Linked DNA regions of Homo sapiens: region 2 is linked to region 1. Evidence: read pairs that join two places in POLR2A ChIA-PET (ENCODE). Cell type or tissue: PC-9. All regions are shown on one strand. Each heading gives the region's core, and the rest is flanking DNA. Links, peaks and the distances in the headings are about the cores only. Region 1 holds the start of WDR53 (WD repeat domain 53). Region 2 overlaps PCYT1A (phosphate cytidylyltransferase 1A, choline).

The links. Peaks named below come from ENCODE experiments on the same cell type or tissue, not always from the same donor. Only the 100,000 strongest peaks of a DNase experiment are listed, where the experiment ranks them.
Region 2: POLR2A ChIA-PET joins it to region 1 with 10 read pairs; 5 of 35 experiments call an interaction of 5 or more read pairs at or near these places.

The regions. Positions count from the first base shown.
Region 1 is chr3:196,558,783-196,569,194 of GRCh38, reverse strand. It overlaps WDR53 (WD repeat domain 53), which reads left to right and starts at 641. Exons shown (of 4, transcript NM_182627.3): 1 at 641-676; 2 at 1,888-2,318; 3 at 7,704-8,199. The coding sequence starts at 7,720. FBXO45 (F-box protein 45) reads right to left here and starts at 535. Exons shown (of 3, transcript NM_001105573.2): 1 at 1-535. The coding sequence starts at 210. RefSeq lists a silencer at 39-578 and enhancers at 1,300-2,499, 4,870-6,069. In PC-9, for the core only: no CTCF peak of the experiment used is centred there; DNase peaks (open chromatin) are centred at 5,064 and 5,944; H3K4me3 peaks cover 839 bases; H3K27ac peaks cover 2,350 bases.
Region 2 is chr3:196,269,588-196,279,399 of GRCh38, reverse strand. PCYT1A (phosphate cytidylyltransferase 1A, choline) reads left to right here. Exons shown (of 9, transcript NM_001312673.2): 2 at 8,859-8,985. The coding sequence starts at 8,869. Among named protein-coding and RNA genes, the nearest start is that of PCYT1A, 13 kb to the left of the region's middle. RefSeq lists enhancers at 1-400, 4,439-4,648, 5,817-6,316. In PC-9, for the core only: no CTCF peak of the experiment used is centred there; no DNase peak of the experiment used is centred there.

The DNA.
Region 1 (10,412 bases), core at 3,686-6,185:
CAGGCAGCGGTACCAGTGCTTGCACACCAGGGCGCAGCTCCGCAGCTCGGACAGCTCCAGGTAAGAGAACACCAACTCCAGCACCCGGCTGGGCAGCCGGCCCCCGGCCCCCGCGGCCCCAGAGCCCGAGCCCGCGCCCGCGCCCGCGCCGCCGCCGCTACAGCCAGCGCCGCCCGAGGCTGCCCCAGCCCCCGGGGCCGGCGCCGCCATCGCCTCACCAGCCGGCCCTAGGGCCGCCGCTGCCGCCGCCGCTTCCCGCCGTCTCTGCTCGGAAGGCCAAGCCTCGCCCGGAGACCGGAGCGGCTCGCTCACCGCCCCTGTCAGTGCCAACCGCCGGCGCCTCCACCACTCCCGCCCCTGCCCGGGGGCGTCCGCCGCGCGCCCCGCCTCACTGAGGGCAGACGCACCGGCTGCAGGGGCGTCCTCCGCCCCTCCTCCGCGGCTCAGCGCGGGCGCCGAAACCGCCCGACTCGCCCGGCCTCTCCGCGGCGCGCCAGCGGCTCCGCCATGCGGGTTGAGGGCACGAAGCAAGGGCGCACGCCCAGCTCGTTCGCGGTTCCTCTCGGCCCCGGATGTGACTGTTTGGCTGCGCCGCCTCACGCCTGACGCTCGACGGGATTGGGCGCCGGCGGGTGAGGTTATCACTAGGCGCCGAGGAGGGGAGCGGGAAGCGCAGGTATGAGGCTGGCGCCGGTGGCTTCGATGCTGCTTTCCGGTGACTTCGATGCTGTTTTCCAGTGCTTTTTCCTTTTTCTGGTCTGGTGGCTCCGCGTCTGCTCTCCTGGGCTCCCTTTCCTGTGACGTTTCCCTGTGTCCGTTAGGTCCTTGCTTCAGACTCCAGCTCAACGCATGAAACTTTTCTCTCCTTGCTTGCCGGGTCCTGGCTCCCCAACCTTTTTGTGTAGCTTGGGCAGCGGAGGCCGTCTTTACCTGGTCAGGCCCTCTCGTTCTCCCTAAGTATCGGCACTTAGCGAACGTCTGTCCCTGTGTGCCTTCGCAAAGTAAGGTGGCTGCGACTGAACACCCCCTCGCCCAAACGTTCGAGTGCCATTTGAGCGCTAATTAAGTGCTGCCGTCTTTTGGACAAGATGTGGTCTTTACTGGATCCACCGCTTAGTAAGCAGATGAAGGCAATGTAGTTTTAGTCAATTAAACATTCCAATAGGGAGAATGACGTGGAGGCTATAATTATAGATGGATTCTTGGAAGGGGAAGAATTTCAGCATCCCAGCTTGGGCAACATTGCGAGGCAGTGTCGCTACAAAAAAATAGAAAAATTAGCCGAGGGTGGTGGCGTGCGCCTCTGGTCCCAGCTACTTGGGAGGCTGAGCCCGGGAGGTCGAGGCTGAGGTGAACCGTAATCGCCCTGCTGTGCTCCAGCCTGGGCGACAGAGTGAGCCCCTACCTCACACACACACACACACACACACACACACACACACAAGAATTTCAGCATTATTTGATTATACTACGATTTCCTAGGTGGCCCCAAAGTTTTCCGACAGCCTTTAAAGCATGCTTAGTAAGAGAATAATAATAACCATCATTTGAGCCACGGTGTGAACCAGGCACTGTATACTACGTCATTTACGCAGATTTTTATATACGTAATCCTCAAAACAACTCCATGAGCTGAGTAATTAAAATAATAGGGTTCACAGACTCCCTTGGTCAACTCCAATGTCTTGGAACCTTTATGTAGTAAGAAATCTTTTCTGAAGCTTCTTGCTATGTATAATCCATTTCTTAGTCTCTAGTAAAAGCAAAGGAACGGTGGCTACCTTCCCTACCCTCTGATTCATGGTGTTTGATTATTATTTGCCTGTCCCTTCTCCTCATGTCTTTTTCACCAAGTCCAGTAACCCTAATTCTTTTCATTCTTACCAGTGCCAGCGCCACAGCCCTTCAATCATTTTGGTTGCTATCCAGCTTCTCCACATCAAGTCCAACTTCAGAAACCCCAAGCCTGTAGAGAAAAGTTGACCTGTGCTGACTCTGGTGATGGTGACTGTCTCTCACTAATTTCTTTGAAGTCTTCAAGGATAAGCAGAGTTGATCCATCTGAGAAAGGGATCATGAACTAGACAGAATGAACAGCCTTAGAGGCACAGACTCTTGAACGGGACGGTGGTGGTATGACTAGTGCAGAGTGTTTAGAGATCACTCAGTTTTTAAAGACTGGCCTTTATCGTGTCTCAGTGCAGCCGAGGCAGAGCCTTTGAAGGATGCGATGTTGTCATTCTTACTAATCTAGTCCAGCCGCTGAGGTGACTTTCAACGGCAGACCGTCTCCTGAGCGCCCCAGGTAGAATTTCAAAGTAAGATTACCCTTCTCAACCCCTCCTTTTCTTTTTTACAAATCTTTCACCTGCTCATCACCCACCCCACCAAGCCCCTTCCCCATGTTCAGTACTCTCATTCTGCGCTCTGGCTGATGAGAACTGCCGGCTGTGGCACTTCACCCTTTTAAAAAATGCTCTCGGCCGGGTGCCGTGGCTCACGCCTGGAATCCCAGCACTTTGGGAGGCCGAAGCGGGCGGATCACCTGCAGTCAGGAGTTTGAGACCAGCCTGGCCAACATGGTGAAACCCCATCTCTACCAAACATACAAAAATTAACCGGGCGTGGTGGTGCATGCCTGTAGTTCCAGCTACTCAGGAGGCTGAGGCACAAGAATCGCTTGAACCTGGGAGACGGAGGTTGCAGTGAGCCGAGATTGCACCATTGCACTCCAGCCTGGGCGACGAGAGCGAAACTCTGTCTCAAAAAAAAAAAAAAGAAAAAAATGCTCTCAAAATAACTCACCTGGCAGGGCACAGTGGCTCATGCCTGTAATCCCAGCACTTTGGGAGGCCGAGGTGGGTGGATTGCTTGAGCTCAGGAGTTAGACCAGCTTGGGCAACATGGTGAAATCCTGTCTCTACAAAAAATAAGATAATTAGCTGGGCGTGGTGGTGCATGCCTGTAATCCCAGCTACTTGGGAGACTGAGGTGGGAGGATTACTTGAGCCCCGAAGGTGGAAGTTGCAGTGAGCAGAGATTGGGCCACTACACTCCAGTATGGGTAACAGAGGGAGATACTGTCTCAAAAAAAAAACACAAGAAAAAACTCACCTTTCCCTCACCCACTCTGTGTGATTTCTTTAGGTATTAGAAGGAAGTGATCTATTATCTAATTAAAGTAATTTACAGTAGGATATGATTAACTGCTGTGCTTAACGCTTTAGGCAACTCCATAGGAAAAGAGAAGCTTGTTGACTTGATACGTGAATGTGGGGATGGTGACACTTCACCTCTTTCTGCCAGGCTTTCCAGTTGCAGTCATAGAAAAGCAAGAAACAGTGGCTTGCCAACTCATTTCTGAAAAATTGTTTTGATTTAACCCAACTTTAATTACATTTTTTCCCACTACCCTTCTATCACAGCAATCTGATTAACTTTTTCATAGTGTTCTTTGGTGTGTTTCAAATAATAACAAATCATTTTAGTTTTATAGACTAAGTAAACAATTTTGGAGGCTCTAGTTGAATCGCTGATCAATAGTTTGCATAATAAATCTTGATTGACTAAAATTAATAGCCTCAGAGTTTATGGATTTCTGTTTCTGGGGCTTTCCAAACTCCCCCCTGCCCCCTCACCCCGACTCTCACCCAGGCTGGAGTGCAGTGGCACAATCTCAGTTCACCACTGCAACCTCCACCTCCCAGGTTCAAGCCCTCAGCCTCCCGAGTAGCTGGGATTACAGGCACGTACCACCACACCCTGCTAATTTTTGTATTTTTAGTAGAGACAGGGTTTCTCCATCTTGGCCAGGGTGGTCTTGAACTCCTGACCTCAAGTGATCCGCCCTCCTCAGCCTCCCAAAGTGCTAGGATTGCAGGCGTGAGCCACCACGCCCAGCCTCCCCTGGCCCCTGCCTTTTTTTTTTTTTTAACATTCCCAGTAACAGTTATTTATTTTTCTGACTAGATAAATGATCAGTAAATATTATCTATGTGATTTAGAGAGTAGGAGTTTAGTGTGTAGAGTTTAATAAGATGAAAGTGTTCTTGGGGTCTTGTGAGACTAATAGAACAAGAGTTACTACTGGTTCCACTGTGGAAAAATTTATAGGAACTGTAGTCTTTATAATAATCCCTTTAAGGACAAAATTCGTTTATTGCCTGTCTTCTCACACTTCGGAGCAAAACTTAACTGAATGAACCTTGAAGATTGAGTTAATCTTTTCTAGAAAAGAATTAAATTAGGAAGAAAACCTGCTAAAACTTTTGTCTGTCAGTCAGCATTTATTTGGCTCTCCTGTGGGTAGATTTGTAATGGAGAAACAGGAGCACTAGAAACCTTGCCTCATTCTTGTTTCAGAGAAAACCTAAAATCCCAGCTGGGATCCAAAACCTGTATGCACACAAATATCAGCAAATCTTAATGCTCTAGAGTACAGACTTCCTGACTTCAAAGTTGATTCATCATAGCAAAATTAAAACTATAACTTGGCAAAAAAGTGATCGACATTCTAAAGATTTGAAAGCATTGGCTGGGTGCAGTGGCTCATGCCTGTGATGCCAGCACTTTGAGAGGCTGAGACGGGAGGATCACTTGAGCCCAGGAGTTCAAGAACAGCCTGGGGAATGTGGGGAAACCTCATCTCTACAAAAAAAATACAAAAAATTAGGTGGGTTTGGTGGTGAGAGCCTGTAGTTCCAGCTACTCAGGAGGCTAAGGCGGGAGGATCACTTGAGCCTGGGGAGGTCAAGGCCTGCATGACAGAGCAAGACCCTGTCTCAAAAAAAAAAAAAAAAGAAAAAAGAAAAAAAATTGAAATCGTTAAACAAAATTATTTGTAACTTAAATTGACTTTTCAATACTCAATTCAAATTTGTAGGATAGCATCTTTATCATGAGGTAAGTCAGTATTACAGTTCCTAAGCCTAAATACTATCAGTGCCTTTCGTTTAAAATCTAGGTTTATCTGGAACTTTTGGCAACAGTCTTCGTTACGGCATATTTACCTGCTGCTGTTTCAGTACTTGTCAGCAAAAATCAAACCACCAGGGCTCCCTGTTTTTACCTCCCTCTGAGTCATTTCCTCTCCAATTCTCTCCTTTAAATATTATTGCTTCAGTCTCCAGTTAGTTTCCTCTGTATATTAGTTGAGTGCTTCTGCTTGAAAACAAAAGTTTAATTTTGTTTTTTATTTTGTTATTTTTATGAACATTTCTGTATTTGATTTTGTGATCACGTTTCCGTTACCTTGATTACTAATAGATCAGTGATTTTTTTGCAGTCTAATTAGTGATCGTATGTGTGACTAAAAGTAGGGGGAGGCTGGGTGCGGTGACGCACGCCTATAATCCCAGCACTTTGGGAGGCTGAAGTGGGTGGATCATGTAAGGTCAGAAGTTCAAGACCAGCCTGGCCAACATGGTGAAACCCTGTCTCTACTAAAAATGGAAAAGTTAGCCTGGCGTGGTGGCAGGCGTCTATAATCTCAGCTACTTGGGAGGCTGAGGCAGGAGAATCGCTTAAACATAGGAGGCAGAGGTTGCAGAGAGCTGAGATTGTGCCATTGCACTCCAACCTGGGCGACAGAGCAAGACTCCGTCTCAAAAAAAAAAAAAAGCTTTGTGTTGGGAATGGAAACTTTGGGCAGATTGCCAGATTATTTTAAATGATTTTATCTCTGTACCACTGGGCTAAATTCAAGTATCTTATCTGAAAATAGCACAACAGCTCTGGGGGCTGGCACTCGGGTAAGCTCTCCTTTCGCTTATGAAATGAAAAATTAAATTTGTCCAGGTAGATTTATTTGCTTCCTTTTGTCTTGACCAAGATTAGAGTTGTATAAATTGCCCTGATTTCCTTTTTGCCTTGACCAGCAGGCGGGCACGGCAGGCCGGTATTATGTGGCATTTCCAGTGTGTGTATATCTGGGATTCCTAGAGGATGAGAAATCTAAATTTTACACTGTTGTGTAAGTGCAGGTAGATGATAATATGATTAAACATATGTGAGTACATTTTCAAGCACTGATGACTTACTAGTAACTTTTGGTCATTTTCTGTTTCTTCAAAGAATAATAACAAAACTGTTGTCAGGTGGAGTTGTTAGAAAAGGACCTTCATTATTTAAATATTTGGAGCCTGGGCAACATAGGGAGACCCCGACTTTGCAAAAAAAAATTTAATAAAATAAAAATTAGCCAGGCATGGTGGTGCACATAAGTGGTCTGAGCTACTCAGGAGACTGAGGTGGGAGGATTGCTTAGGCCTGGGAGGTCAAGGCTGCAGTGAGCCACGATTGTGCCACTGCACTGCAGCCTGGGTGACAGAGCAAAACCCTGTCTCAAAACAAAAACAAAACATTTGGGATCTGTTACAAATCCTAAGAGTCAAGTGACCTTGGGAAAATTATTTAACATTTCTGAGACTCGGTTTTATTATCCCTAAAATGGAATAATACCAATCAAAAGGGTTGTTTTGAGATAAAATTAGATAACCTACTGAATAAGTGTCTGGTGGGGAGACCAAGGGCCTGCCATTTTCACCATTTCCCCAGGTGGTCATTAGTTTAATACAGATTCTGCAATTCCACTGTACATCAGGATCACCTGGAGGACTTACTAAAACACATTGCAGCCGGGCGTGGTGGCTCACGCTTATAATCCCAGCACTTTGGGAGGCCAAGGTGGGTGGATCACCTGAGGTCAGGAGTTTGAGACCAGCCTGGCCAACATGGTGAAACCCCGTCTCTACTAAAAATACAAAAATTAGCCAGGCATGGTGCCGGGTGCCTGTTATCTCAGCTACTCGGGAGGCTGAGGCAGGAAAATTGCTGGAACCCGGGAGGCGGAGGTTGCAGTGAGCCGAGATCATCCATTGCAGTCCAGCCCGGGCTAACGGCAGCGAGACTCCATCTCAGAAAACAAAACAAAACAACAACAACAAAAACACACTGCTTGGTCTCACCCCCATTTTCAGATTCAGTAGATCTAGGGTTGGGTCTGACAATTTGCATTTCTGACAAGTTCCTAGGGGATGCTGATGCTGCTAGTGTGGAGACCACACTTTGAGAGTACTGGTGCAGTGTATGTAATGCCGCTTTGCACCGGCCTAATAAAAATCGAAAAAGTAACAATAGCAATGCTTGTTGAGGATTCATTATGTATCAGGCACTATTATGTGTGATTTACATATATTATGATCCTATGAAATGAGTGTCATTATTATCCTCATTTTATAGAGAAGAAAAGTGGGTGACAGGTTCAGTAATTTGCCCAGTCCCCTAGCTACTGCAAACCTGGAGAGCCTAGCTGCAGAGCTCACCATCTAAAACATTATTCAGATAAGAGGCATAACCTGATGATTTTGCAGCCCTCTCTTTAAAATAATTTTTCTTAATTTAAAATATGTAGTGTTTATTCTTCTGTGGGTTCCATATGAAAGACTGGAGGACTGGCCTTACCTAGATCCCTGATGGCAAAGGAAGCCCACTGAAGTATTTGCCAGCCAGGATACAACCCTGTGTTCAGCTAGGCTTTTGGAGATGTGATCTTTAAGTGTCTTTTTTTTTTTTAATTAATTGAGTTTTTTTAAGATGTATTTTTAAAACATTTTAAAAGATGAAATATTGTTTATTACATCTGTCTCCTCCCATCAAGTCGATGTATAAAACATGAGATTACAGTTGTTTCCCCCACTTCACAGAGTCTCCGGGACCATTATGGCAGTCAAGTGGACGGGTGGGCATTCTTCTCCTGTCCTCTGCCTGAATGCAAGTAAAGAAGGGCTGCTGGCTTCTGGAGCAGAGGGCGGAGATCTCACGGCTTGGGGTGAAGATGGAACTCCATTAGGACACACGCGGTTCCAAGGGGCTGATGATGTTACCAGTGTCTTATTTTCTCCCTCCTGTCCCACCAAGCTCTATGCCTCACATGGAGAAACCATTAGTGTACTGGATGTCAGGTCCCTCAAAGATTCCTTGGACCATTTTCATGTGAATGAAGAAGAAATCAATTGTCTTTCATTGAATCAAACGGAAAACCTGCTGGCTTCTGCTGACGACTCTGGGGCAATCAAAATCCTAGACTTGGAAAACAAGAAAGTTATCAGATCCTTGAAGAGACATTCCAATATCTGCTCCTCAGTGGCTTTTCGGCCTCAGAGGCCTCAGAGCCTGGTGTCATGTGGACTGGATATGCAGGTGATGCTTTTGCACAGAGTACTTGGGGAATTTCTAAGTGGGATTTGCTAACAGGATCAAATTATTGATCACACGAAATATCTTTGCTTTTTCTGTTTTCTACTAACATATCCATTTATGAACAATAAGCCTTATTTCTACATTTAATGCTAGTCTGATAAAACCTAATAGAATTTATTCACAAAGTAATCATTAATCCTTTACTTTTCCTTTCTCTATACTGTAAGATACTCCTAAAACCTGAAAATGCAAATATTTGATTGTAAACATCTGTTTAAACAAACAGTGAGTACTAAAGGCAGAGTTGGTCCACCCACTCTCTGTAAACTCTGTTTAAACAAAAAGTTAGAGGGGTCTGTTTTTACTTTAAAGTTCTGGGGTACATTAACTGAAATAGTGTGTATTGGTGATCAGGATCAGAGCACTGTATTCAATGCTGAGTTTTGAAAGGAGCATCACGGCTGGGCACGGTGGCTCACGCCTGTAATCCCAGCACTTTGGAAGGCCGAGGTGGGCAGATCACTTGAGGTCATCAAGACCAGCCTGGCCAACGTGGTGAAACCCTGTCTCTACTAGAAATACAAAAATTAGCCAGGCGTGGTGGTGGGCTCCTGCAATCCCAGCTACTTGGGAGGCTGAGGCAGCAGAATCGCTTGACCCAGGAGGTGGAGGTTGCAGTGAGCCGAGATCATGCCACTGCACTCCTGCCTAGGCAACAGAGTGAGACTCTGTCTCAAAAAAAAAAAAAGAAAAAAGAAAGGAGCATCACAAATTGCCCAAATACAGAGGAAGTCCATCAGGAGAGTAGATGTATCTAGAAACCCATTATGTAGAGAACTGGAGGTGTTTAATTCTTAGTTTTCATGAGGGGAAAAAATGGAATGTGCTGGTCTTCATAAGAGAAGTCATGGGAAAGCAGATTTGGGCTTAATGTAAACGTTTTCAAATAGCTTGAACGTTCCCATGGCAGGATGTGCTTCCTCTTGAGAGAGTAAATCTCATCACTGGAGTGAGTCGTCATGATTTCTGTCTGTTGAGCACTTAGTTCTTGCCAATGCTTTGTGTATATTAGTTTTAATTCTAATCACACCCTCCTAGTTATTTTTTTTAATAAATAAAGAAACTGAAATTCACATGAAGTATCTACATTGCCACCTGACTGAGATTCAAACCTCAATCTCTCTGGCTCCAAAGGCTATGTTTTTTCTCTAAGATGACAGGTATTCAAGCAGAGTATCATCAATAATGTCACAGAAAAGTTTCTTGGTTTGGGGTCAGGTGGCTTCTAGAGAGAGAACCATTGTGAATGACCGATGTGTCCAGCACTGTTCAGGCATTTAATCTCTGTTCTCAGTTACATACAGTATCTTCTAAGATTCCATGTTCTTTTTAATAGCATCAGTTATGACTTCCACCCTCTTGGCTAGTGGTCTTTACCTTTCCCTCCCCAACCCTGCATACCCCTCATAACTGAAGAATGATGAGACTGTTTTTGTTGTCACCATGCTGTTCCCCTCTCCTGCAAGCTACCAGTATTCAGTAGGCAGAATCAGTGGGTGTCCTGCAGTGCTGGGATAGTCTCCAAACAATAAAGAATTGTCTCCCCAAAAACATCTGTAGTGCCTGGGTTGAGACTCACTCTACATGTATGGGGCATAGTGACCCTACAACCTCTATCTTCCTTTTCCACTCCTAGGTTTTGACCAAGCCCTTTATAAATCTCCTACATTCTCCACCCTAGTGGTGATAATCTGCCCTTGTGGTTGTAAAGAAAGACCTATACAACCAGATGGATATGTTTTAAGTAGGCAGATTGTACAGTGTGTCTTTGAGTAGTCATTCTGTCATCCTTCAGCTGTACCACTTTTCCATCAGTGGTTCATTAACCACTAGGCATGGCAATAGACAATTGGGTACGCAAAAGTGATGTGTACTTTTCAGATTAGATGAGGAATGGGCATTCAGAATTTACTGTCTTGCCCCCAGTTCCAGGTAAGACGTTTTAGTGGCAGGCACTTGCTAGTGAACAGCCCTGGAAACAAGTATTTTGAAAAAGGGAGGCTCAGGTAATTTCTTATTTTGATTTGCCTGGTAAAATTGCTAAAGGTTCATGGTAGATTTGTTTCTACACTGGGTTGTGATGTAACAGCCATACAACCATGCTTTTAAGAAATGACTTCCTTAACTGAAGTTGAAACTCTATAATTATTTCC
Region 2 (9,812 bases), core at 7,313-9,812, 290 kb after region 1:
TTCAGTGATTAAGATAAGGTGACTTATCTAGGGAGTGAATAGGCAGCAGTTGGAAAGATCAGGTCTTAACAATTGCTGTATTCTGGCTGTCAGCCCTTTTTTTTTTTTTTTTTGATAGAGTTTCACTCTTGTCACCCAGGTTGGAGTGCAGTGGTATGATCATGGCTCACTGCAGCCTCCGTCTCTTGGGTTCAAATGATTCTCCTGCCTCAGTCTCCTGGGTAGCTGGGATTACAGGCACCTGCCACCACGCCCAGCTTATTTTTGTAGTTTTAGTAGAGACCGGGCTTCACCATGTTGGCCAGGCTGGTCTCGAACTCCTGACCTCAGGTGATCCTCCCGCCTTGGCCTCTCAAAGTGTTGGGATTACAAGTGTGAGCCACCACACCTGGCCTAGCTTTTTTTTTTTTTTTTTTTTTGAGATGAGGTCTTGCTCTGTCACCCAGGCGGGAGTACAGTGGAACGATCTTGGCTCACTGCAACCTCTGCATCCTGGGTTCAAGCGATTCTGCCACCACAGACTCCCAAGTAGCTGGGACTACAAGCATGTGCCACCACTCCTGGCTAATTATTTGTCTTTTTAGTAGAGATGGGGTTTCGCCATGTTGGCCAGGCTGGTCTTGAACTCCTGGGCTCAAGCAATCCATCCGCCTTGGTCTCCCAAAGTGCTGGGATTATAGGCATGAGCCACTGTACTGGGCTGTTATAGCCTTTTTGACAAAGAAAGTGTTCTGGAGGATGAACCACTAAACAAACAGGAAGTGTTGGCCCATCCTAGTAGGGCTCTTGAGGGAGGTTCTCTATTCTATCTCCAAATACTTTTCTTCCTGTCTCATTCCTAAGGGTCAGTCTGCAGGGCATTGAGTAATGCACTGCCCCATGTTCGCCTCCTACTGTATTGGCTCTGAGGAGGCGCGATCATTTCCCAGTCCCATTGCCCGCTGGACAAACAGGGATATTAAGGCAGCCTGTGTGTGTGCGTGTATTTTTTTTCCCCTTTGAATGTAGATATTTAAAGCCACCTCCTTTTCCAGAGCCATCACTGTACCTTACTTGAATGGTATTGGTTGATGACAGAGGCGCACTTATCATAAACTGAGAGTCCAAGAAATATTGTTCCTCATTGTTGGAGGTATTCCAAATGGTTACTGGGCAGTTATCGATGTTGTAATGGTGGTGTGGCTTTAGGTACACCTAAGTTTCAGTGTAACAAATTAAGAAGCCAACACGATGTTAGGATGTATTTACTGTCTTCAGTACGCCCTCATCCTCCCACACACCTTTTCTCTACACTTTCTCAGTAGCAAAGGTGATGTGTCCGGGCAAGCATCTATTGGAACATGAGGGAGACTGGGGGTACCTTTTTCCATGATTTTAAACATCAGTTATTATTCTGTATGCTTTGGTGCTGCGGTTATAAGTTAGTAGATGTGAGAGAACATTGGGATGGCATAAGAAGGCCGGGAAAAAATGAAAAAAACTTGTGAGACCTACAGAGTAAAAGTTTATTATTGTTATTATTATTTTGAGACAAAGTCTCGCTCTGTCGCCCAGGCTGGAGCGCAGTGGCGTGCGATTTAGGCTCACTGCAACCTCCACCTCCAGGGATCAAGTGATCCTCCTGCCTTAGCCTCCCAAGTAGCTGGGATTACAGGTGCATGCCACCACGCTCAGCTAATTTTTGTATTTTTAGTAGAGATGGGGTTTCACCATGTTGGCCAGGCTGGTTGCGAACTCCTGACCTCATGTGATCCACCCACCTTGGTCTCCCAAAGTGCTGGGATTACAGGCATGAGCCACCGCGCCCAGCCCAGAGTAAAAGTTTAAACAGCAGTAGTTCTAGAGGAAAGTCATGAGGAGTAATCTTTGCATAATTTCTAAATTCTTTTAGGGTTATCATTATGGAATATCTGTGACCCAGATGTTTTCCATCTCCTGAGAAGTGGATGAGATAAAGAAGTGTCTTACACTAAAACCCAAAAAGCAGTGGGTGTGTTTTATTTTAAATCCGAAGGATCTAAAGACTTCAGTTTAAAGAACAGTGTAGAATATAATGTAAAACCCAAAAGTCATCTTTAGAAAATAGAAGAACTGTATGTAAGCAGATAAGGAATAGTATAAACACATAATAGTGTAAGCAGGTAAAGAAAAAAATATATATATTTTTTTGAAATGGAGTCTCACTCTTGTCACCCAGGCTGGAGTGCAATGGCATGATCTTGGCTCACTGCAACCTCTGCCTCCTGGGTTTAAGCAATTCTCCTGCCTCAGCCTCCCAAGTAGCTGGGATTACAGGTGCCCGCCACCACACCTGGCTAATTTTTATATTTTTAGTAGAAACGGGGTTTCACCATGTTGGCCAGGCTGGTCTTGAACTCCAGACCTCAGGTGATTCGCCTGCCTTGGCCTCTCAAAGTGCCAGGATTACAGGCATGAACCACTGCATGTGGCCTTTTTTTTTTTTGAGAAAGGGTCTCACTTTGCTGTCCAGGCTGGAGTGTAGTGGCATGATCATGGCTCAGTGCAGCCTTGACTTGCTGTTCTCAAGTAGTCCTCCCACCTCGGCCTCCCGAGTAGCTGGGACTACAGGCATGTGCCACTACACCTGGTCAATTTTTCGTAACTGCAAATATCCTATTCCTCAGCAAACTTTCACCCCATGGTTTTAGAATCCTGTAGAGCATTTTTATATCATAAGCATTTTTGAGGTGGAGCTCTGTGTGTGTTTTCCATGCCTTAATTGAAGCTTCCTTGAGAAAATAGTTTGTACTTAATTTTTTTTTTTTTTTCATTTTTTGAGACGGAGTCTCACTCTGTTGCCCAGGCTGGAGTGCAGTGGTGCGATCTCGGCTGACTGCAACCTTTGCCTCCCAGATTCAAGTGATCCTCCCGCCTCAGTCTCCTGAGTAGCTGGGATTACAGGAATGCACCACCAAGTCTGGCTAATTTTTGTATTTTTGTAGAGATGGAGTTTCACCATGTTGCACAGGCTGGTCTCAAACTCCTGACCTGAGGTGAGCTGCCCACCTCAGCCTCCCAAAGTGCTGGGATTGCAGGCGTGAGCCATTGTGCCTGGCCTTTAATTTTTTAAATTGATAAATAATAGTTGTTTATATTTATGGGATACAATGTGATACTTCGATATATGTTTACATGTGGAATGATTAAATCAAGCTAATTAACAAATTCCTTGCCTTATATACTTATTTTTTTGTGGTGAAAACATTTAAAATCTACTCTTTTAGCAATTTTGAAATATAAAATGCATTATTATTTATTTTGTTTTGGTTTTTTTTTTTTTTGGAGACGGAGTCTCACTCTGGCGCCCAGACTGGAGTGCAGTGGCACGATCTCGGCTCACTGCAAGCTCTGCCTCCCGGGTTCACACCATTCTCCTGCCTCAGCCTCCCCAGCAGCTGGGACTACAGGTGCCCGCCACCACGCCTGGCTAATTTTTTGTATTTTTAGTAGAGACAGGGTTTCACTGTGTTAGCCAGGATGTTCTCAATCTCCTGACCTTGTGATCCGCCTGCCTTGGCGTCCCAAAGTGCTGGGATTACAGGTGTGAGCCACCGTGCCTGGCTGCATTATTATTTATTATAGTCACCATTCTGTGCAATAGATCACTAAAGCTTATTTCTCCATTCTTTTTTTTTTTCTTTTTTGTTGAGACAGAGTCTTACTCTGTTGCCAGGCTGGAGTGCAGTGGTGCGATCTCAGCTCACTGCAACCTCTGTCTCCTGGGTTCAAGGGATTCTTCTGCCTCAGCCTCCCGAGTAGCTGGGATTACAGATATGCGCCACCACACCCAGCTATTTTTTGTACTTTTAGTAGAGATGGGGTTTCACCATGTTGGCCAGGATGGTCTCGATCTCTTGACCTCGTGATCCACCCGCCTCAGCCTCCCAAAGGCTGAGATTACAGGCGTGAGCCACTGTGCCCAGCCTGTTTCTCCTTTCAAAACTGAATTTTTGTACTCGACATCTCCCTTTTTGCTCTCCACCCTCTTCTGTCCATCTCTTGTAACCACCATTCCATTCTGTACTTCTGTGAGTTCCACTCTTTTAGATTCCACAAATAAGTGAGGTCATTTGTGGTATTTGTCTTTCTCGTCTGGCTTATTTCACTTAGCATAATGTCCTCCAGGTTCAGTTTGTACTTAAAAATTATGATACAGTACTTTGTAAGCAGTAAGTACTCATATTTTTGACTGCCTGATATTATTGACTTGCCAGATGCCAAATTGCTGATTATATTTCTCATAGTGGATTTTGTCTCTCTACACTTAGAAGAATTGAGCAGATACTTACAGAAGAGTACTGTGCAAATTAGAAAACAATCATTAATTGGATGGATTAGGCATTTTGAGTAGTTCACTCAGACCACTGAGATGAGAGTATTGACCTCTGAATATTATGAAGGAATCATTAAGAACAATAGTGAAGACAAGCTCTGATCATCATCACTGAAAGAACTCGGAGTGAAATGTATAGAACCCTTCTTCCATTTTAATTTGCATTTGTGATGAAAGGAAGTTTCTAGGTGGTGCTCATCTTTCACTTTCGACTCTGACATTTTTTCATGTTGGCCATGACTCATGGGGTGTCACCTTCAGCTTCTAAGAATTAGGCCAGTTTCTTGTAGATCTTGTCATATTGCCACTCGGAGTTGAGCCGGAGGAAAGAAAGTAAGGCACAGTTGCAGTTGTTTAGACGAACATCTCAGTCAGGCTTATGAGAGGCAGTAGGGCAGAGCAGACTGTCCTCATTCTGTCTGGCATTGGTTTTCCACCTGTTCTGAAGATTTTTCTCTGAACCGTATCTTGTGCAGAGATGACAGTTTATCATAGAGTTTCCCCTACCCCCAATTTCTGGCTGATTCCTAAAATTTCATCAGTATCAAGAAAGTAATTTATTTGTACAAATTGTGTTACTTAAGAAAAACGCAACTATCCCTGCAGGGGGCTGAAAAGCCAACATCTAAATGATGGCAGCGGTGGCCTGTCTGGATGGGCTGCTGCCATGATGCCGGCTGCAGTCGGGGAGGCATGGTCTGTGCTGCACGCTCCATGGAGCCACTGGGAGCTGGGAGTAGGTGGAAGCCCTGCCCGTTTCCAAGTTGGCAGGGCGGGAGCAGCCGTGGCTACATACCCGGGCTTCCCTGTGCTTTTGGGGGCCCAGGAACCTCCCCTGCCCCTGCAGGCTTGAAGTGCCTGCTCCCACTGCCTGGCCTCTCCTTGCTCCTGGTGCCTGCTCTGATTTTGGAGCAAAGTTGAGGCCAAGCCTGGGCACTGTCATGACCTGGCTGGGTTTGCGTGTGCTAGGGGCAGTGCTGACATGCCAGCCCCCTTCTGCCTTGGCCCCCTCTGGATTTTGGGTGTCCAGCAGCACAGGAGGGGACGCCAAGGCGGAGCTGAGAGCAGCTCCATTCAGGCCTGCAGGCGCCCCTTCGTGAATAGCCTGGGCGCTGTGGACAGCAGGTTGATGACAGCAGGAGGCAGACAGGCTCCTAGGCGGAAATGGGCGGGTCCCTGGTGAAGCCCCACCTTCAAGCCAGGGATGGCCTGAAGCCTGGGGCCCAGGCTGCCAGTTCTGTGGACTGGAATGAGAACTTACGATGCTTTTTCCGGGCTGCCTGTGGCTGCCCATGGACCAATCAGCATGCACTTCCTGCCCGCTGAAGCCCGTAGAAACCCTGGACTCAGCCATACTTGATGGGATGACCTGCCTGCGGATAGGAGCTTCCCACTCCAGGTCTCCTCTCCACTGAGGGCTGCAGAGACGTCAGGATGACCTGCCTGCAGATAGGAGCTATCCACTCTGGGTCTCCTCTCCGCTGAGGGCTGCACAGATGCTGGGACGACCTGCTGCGGAAAGGAGCTACCCGCTTGGGGTCTCCTGAGGGCTGTTGTGTTGCTCAATAAAGCACCTCTTCACCTTGCTCGTCCTCCAGTTGTCCATATACCTCATTCTTCCTGGACGTGGGACAAGAACTCGGGATCTGCCAAATGGTGGGACTGAAAGAGCTGAAACACAAACAGAGCCGAAACACGTCCTCCCCTCCCCCACTGCTTGCCACGCTGTGGGCAACAGAAAGAGAGAAGAGAGGAGAGAGAAAGAGAAGAGCTGTAGCCCTTTGGGAAGCCCAGACCTAGGAGCTCCTTGAGCCAGGGCTGTGACACCCTCTTTGGAGCTCTGTGGTTCCTGGCCTCTCCAAGCTTCTGGGCAGCACCATGTTCCCCAGTGCCTGCAGTGGAAGCTGCTTGTAGTACGCCTGGTTCAGCTGCAGCCTCTCAGGGAGCTGGCGCCTCGAGCTGCTCACCCCCTGGCAGCTGGCGTGCCTGGCTGTGCGCAGTGGCCGGACCCTGTGCTGGCTCGCCTGTGCACCTCTTGCCGCTCCGTGCCTGGCTTGTCCTTGGCATGCATGGAATCTGTGCTGGTAACACAAGCTGAGCATAGCCTACCAGGCTGAGTGGACGGAACGAGCCCGGCGGGCCTGAGCAAAACTCAGGCAAAGGTGCCACTGGCCACAGAGGTTTCTGGCTAGCGAAGTGACACCCCAAGTATTCTGTGACTTAAACATGAAATACAGAATATTCAGAACTTTGCTGTAATAGCTAGTTGCTAGAAACTCTCTGCTAAATGAGACAATAATAAATAAGTTCCTTTGGGGGAAGGAGAATCCCTGAGGGGGTTTTAATAGCTGGAAACTGTGAACAAGCTTGAGGTGTTAAGACCCTGAAAGAGGAAAGGGAAATGAGTACTGAGAAAAGAAGGGGAAGGGCCAGGTGCAGTGGTTCACACCTGTAATTCCAGCACTTTGGGAGGTCGAGGTGGGTGGATCACCTGAGGTCAGGAGTTCAAGACCAGCCTGGCCAACATGACAAAACCCTGTCTCTACTAAAAATACAAAAATTGGCTAGGCGCCATGGCTCACGCCTGTAATTTCAGCACTTTTGGAGGACGAGGCAGGTGGATCACGAGGTCAGGTGTTCGAGACCAGCCTGGCCAACATAGGGAAACCCTGTCTCTACTAAAAATACAAAAAATTAGCCAGGCGTGGTGGTGGGTGCCTGTAATCCCACCTACTCAGGAGGCTGAGGCAGGAGAATCGCTTGAACCTGGGAGGCGGAGGTTGTAGTGAGCCGAGATGGTGCCACTGCACTCTAGCCAGGGTGACGGAGTGAGACTCTTTCTCAAAAAAAAAAAAAAGGAAAGAAGGAGAAGGACATTTAAAAAATACATTATGCTGGTCCTAGCTATTCTGGAGGCTCAGATGGGAGGATTGCTTAAGCTCAGGAGTTTGAGGCTACAGTGTGCTATGATTATGGCTGTGAGAGCCGAGATCGTGCCACTGCACTCTAGCCAGGGTGACAGAGTGAGACTCTTTCTCAAAAAAAAAAAAAAGGAAAGAAGGAGAAGGACATTTAAAAAATACATTATGCTGGTCCTAGCTATTCTGGAGGCTCAGATGGGAGGATTGCTTAAGCTCAGGAGTTTGAGGCTACAGTGTGCTATGATTATGGCTGTGAGAGCCGAGATCGTGCCACTGCACTCTAGCCAGGGTGACAGAGTGAGACTCTTTCTCAAAAAAAAAAAAAAGGAAAGAAGGAGAAGGACATTTAAAAAATACATTATGCTGGTCCTAGCTATTCTGGAGGCTCAGATGGGAGGATTGCTTAAGCTCAGGAGTTTGAGGCTACAGTGTGCTATGATTATGGCTGTGAGAGCCGAGATCGTGCCACTGCACTCTAGCCAGGGTGACACAGTGAGACTCTTTCTCAAAAAAAAAAAAAGGAAAGAAGGAGAAGGACATTTAAAAAATACATTATGCTGGTCCTAGCTATTCTGGAGGCTCAGATGGGAGGATTGCTTAAGCTCAGGAGTTTGAGGCTACAGTGTGCTATGATTATGGCTGTGAGTAGCCACTGCGCTCCAGCCTGGACAACCTAGCAAGACCCCTAAAAAAATAAAAACAATAAAAAAGTAAATAAAAACCATTATGCTACTCCACAATTTTCATGCAAGTAACTCTGGTGAAGTGGTCACTGAAATCTATAGAACTTTTAGAGTTAAGAAATTCACTCAGTGATGTGGTTCATGCCTGTCATCCCAAGTCTTTGGGAGTTTGAGTTGGGAGGATCACTTGAGGCCAGGAATTCAAGACCAGCCTGGGCAACATAGCGAGGCCTGTCTCTTAAAAAAAAAAATAACTAGGTGTGGTGGCATGTGCCTGTAGTCCCAACTACTTGGGAGGCTGGGGCAAGAGGATCGCTTGAGCTAACGAGGTTGAAGCTGCAGTGAGGCAAGATCATACCACTGCACCCCAGCCTGGGCAACAGAGTGAGACCCCGTCTTAAAAAAAATTAGAGTTAAGAAATCCGTGTTTTGTTAATCCAGGACTTGGTGAGAGCCATCCGTTTACAAAAGGCTCTTTTCTCTACCTGCACCAGTCATACCTTCACATTGCCTTATACCTGTCATATCGATGATGCGGAGGATAGTGGGAGAGTCTGTGTAACTATCTTTCTCAGCCAAATTATTCCAATCTTTTGCATGCAATCAGGATTTAAAATGAGCAGTTAGTATGTAGGCTGCACTGTGAGGGGGAATGACTTCCGACTTCAGGCAATTCACTGTGGCCATTGTTGCACAGAGAGGCGTTTCAGTATTTCTACTAGAGCCTGTGTTTTGTGAAGCTTCGCTGGTTTTGCCAGATGCCATTGGCTCATCTTGGTGAAGTGCAGCTGTAGAATTGGTATTTTGCTGAGTGTATCCACGTCAACGTCTCTGAAATACTGGTGACAAACTTTTTCCCACCCCAATGAGAAAATTTTTGTTTTCACTTTCTATGACCAGTTAAAAGAAGATGGATGCACAGTGTTCAGCCAAGGTCAATGCAAGGAAGAGGAGAAAAGAGGCGCCCGGACCCAACGGGGCAACAGAAGAAGATGGGGTTCCTTCCAAAGTGCAGCGCTGTGCAGTGGTAAGTGGAGATTAACCTGGCAGGGGGAGGGTAGAAACCGATATGACATTGATGATATCAGTGTTACATGTCTTCTGAAATAATGAAAAGAAGGAATAGTAAGTGTATTTTCACAGTCACTGGAAATCTGCTGCCTTTTTACTGGATTATGACTCACAGCTCAGTTGTAGAAGCTTTACATTGGGTTTAGAAAAAGAAGTGTTAGGAAAATATGGAAGTTGCATGTGTATTAGGCTGAAACTATTGAAATATGGCCAGGTGCGGTGACTCATACCTGTAATCCCACACTTTGGGAGGCTGAGGTGGGAGGATCACCTGAGGTCAGGAGTTTGAGACCAGCCTGGTGAAACCCTGTCTTTACTAAAAATACAAAATTAGCCGGGCGTGGTGGCGCATGCCTGTAATCTCAGCTGCTTGGGAGGCTGAGGCATGAGAATTGCTTGAACTCGGGAGGCGGAGGATGCGGTGAGCCGAGATTGCACCATTGCATTCCAGCCTGGGCAACAGAGACAGACCCTATCTCAAAAATAAAAATAAAAAGTAAATAAACAAATAAATAAAACTAATGAAATAGAAAAATTGGGGCTCTAGGCAGTGATTTGATCTTCGTATCATCTCATGGTGTCTAGTGCGTCTTTTCTGCTGTTTTTTCTCCCTCTATCATTCCTCCATCCTGTTACTAGTTGTATCTTAGATGAGAACCTTTTTCCGTTTATGCCTACCTTATGCTCCTTTATCTCTGGAAAATTATCTTTGTATTTCCTAATTATTGCCAAACCTTAGATGAAAGACCCCATTCCACACTGCCTATCCCATCTCAGCTTGCT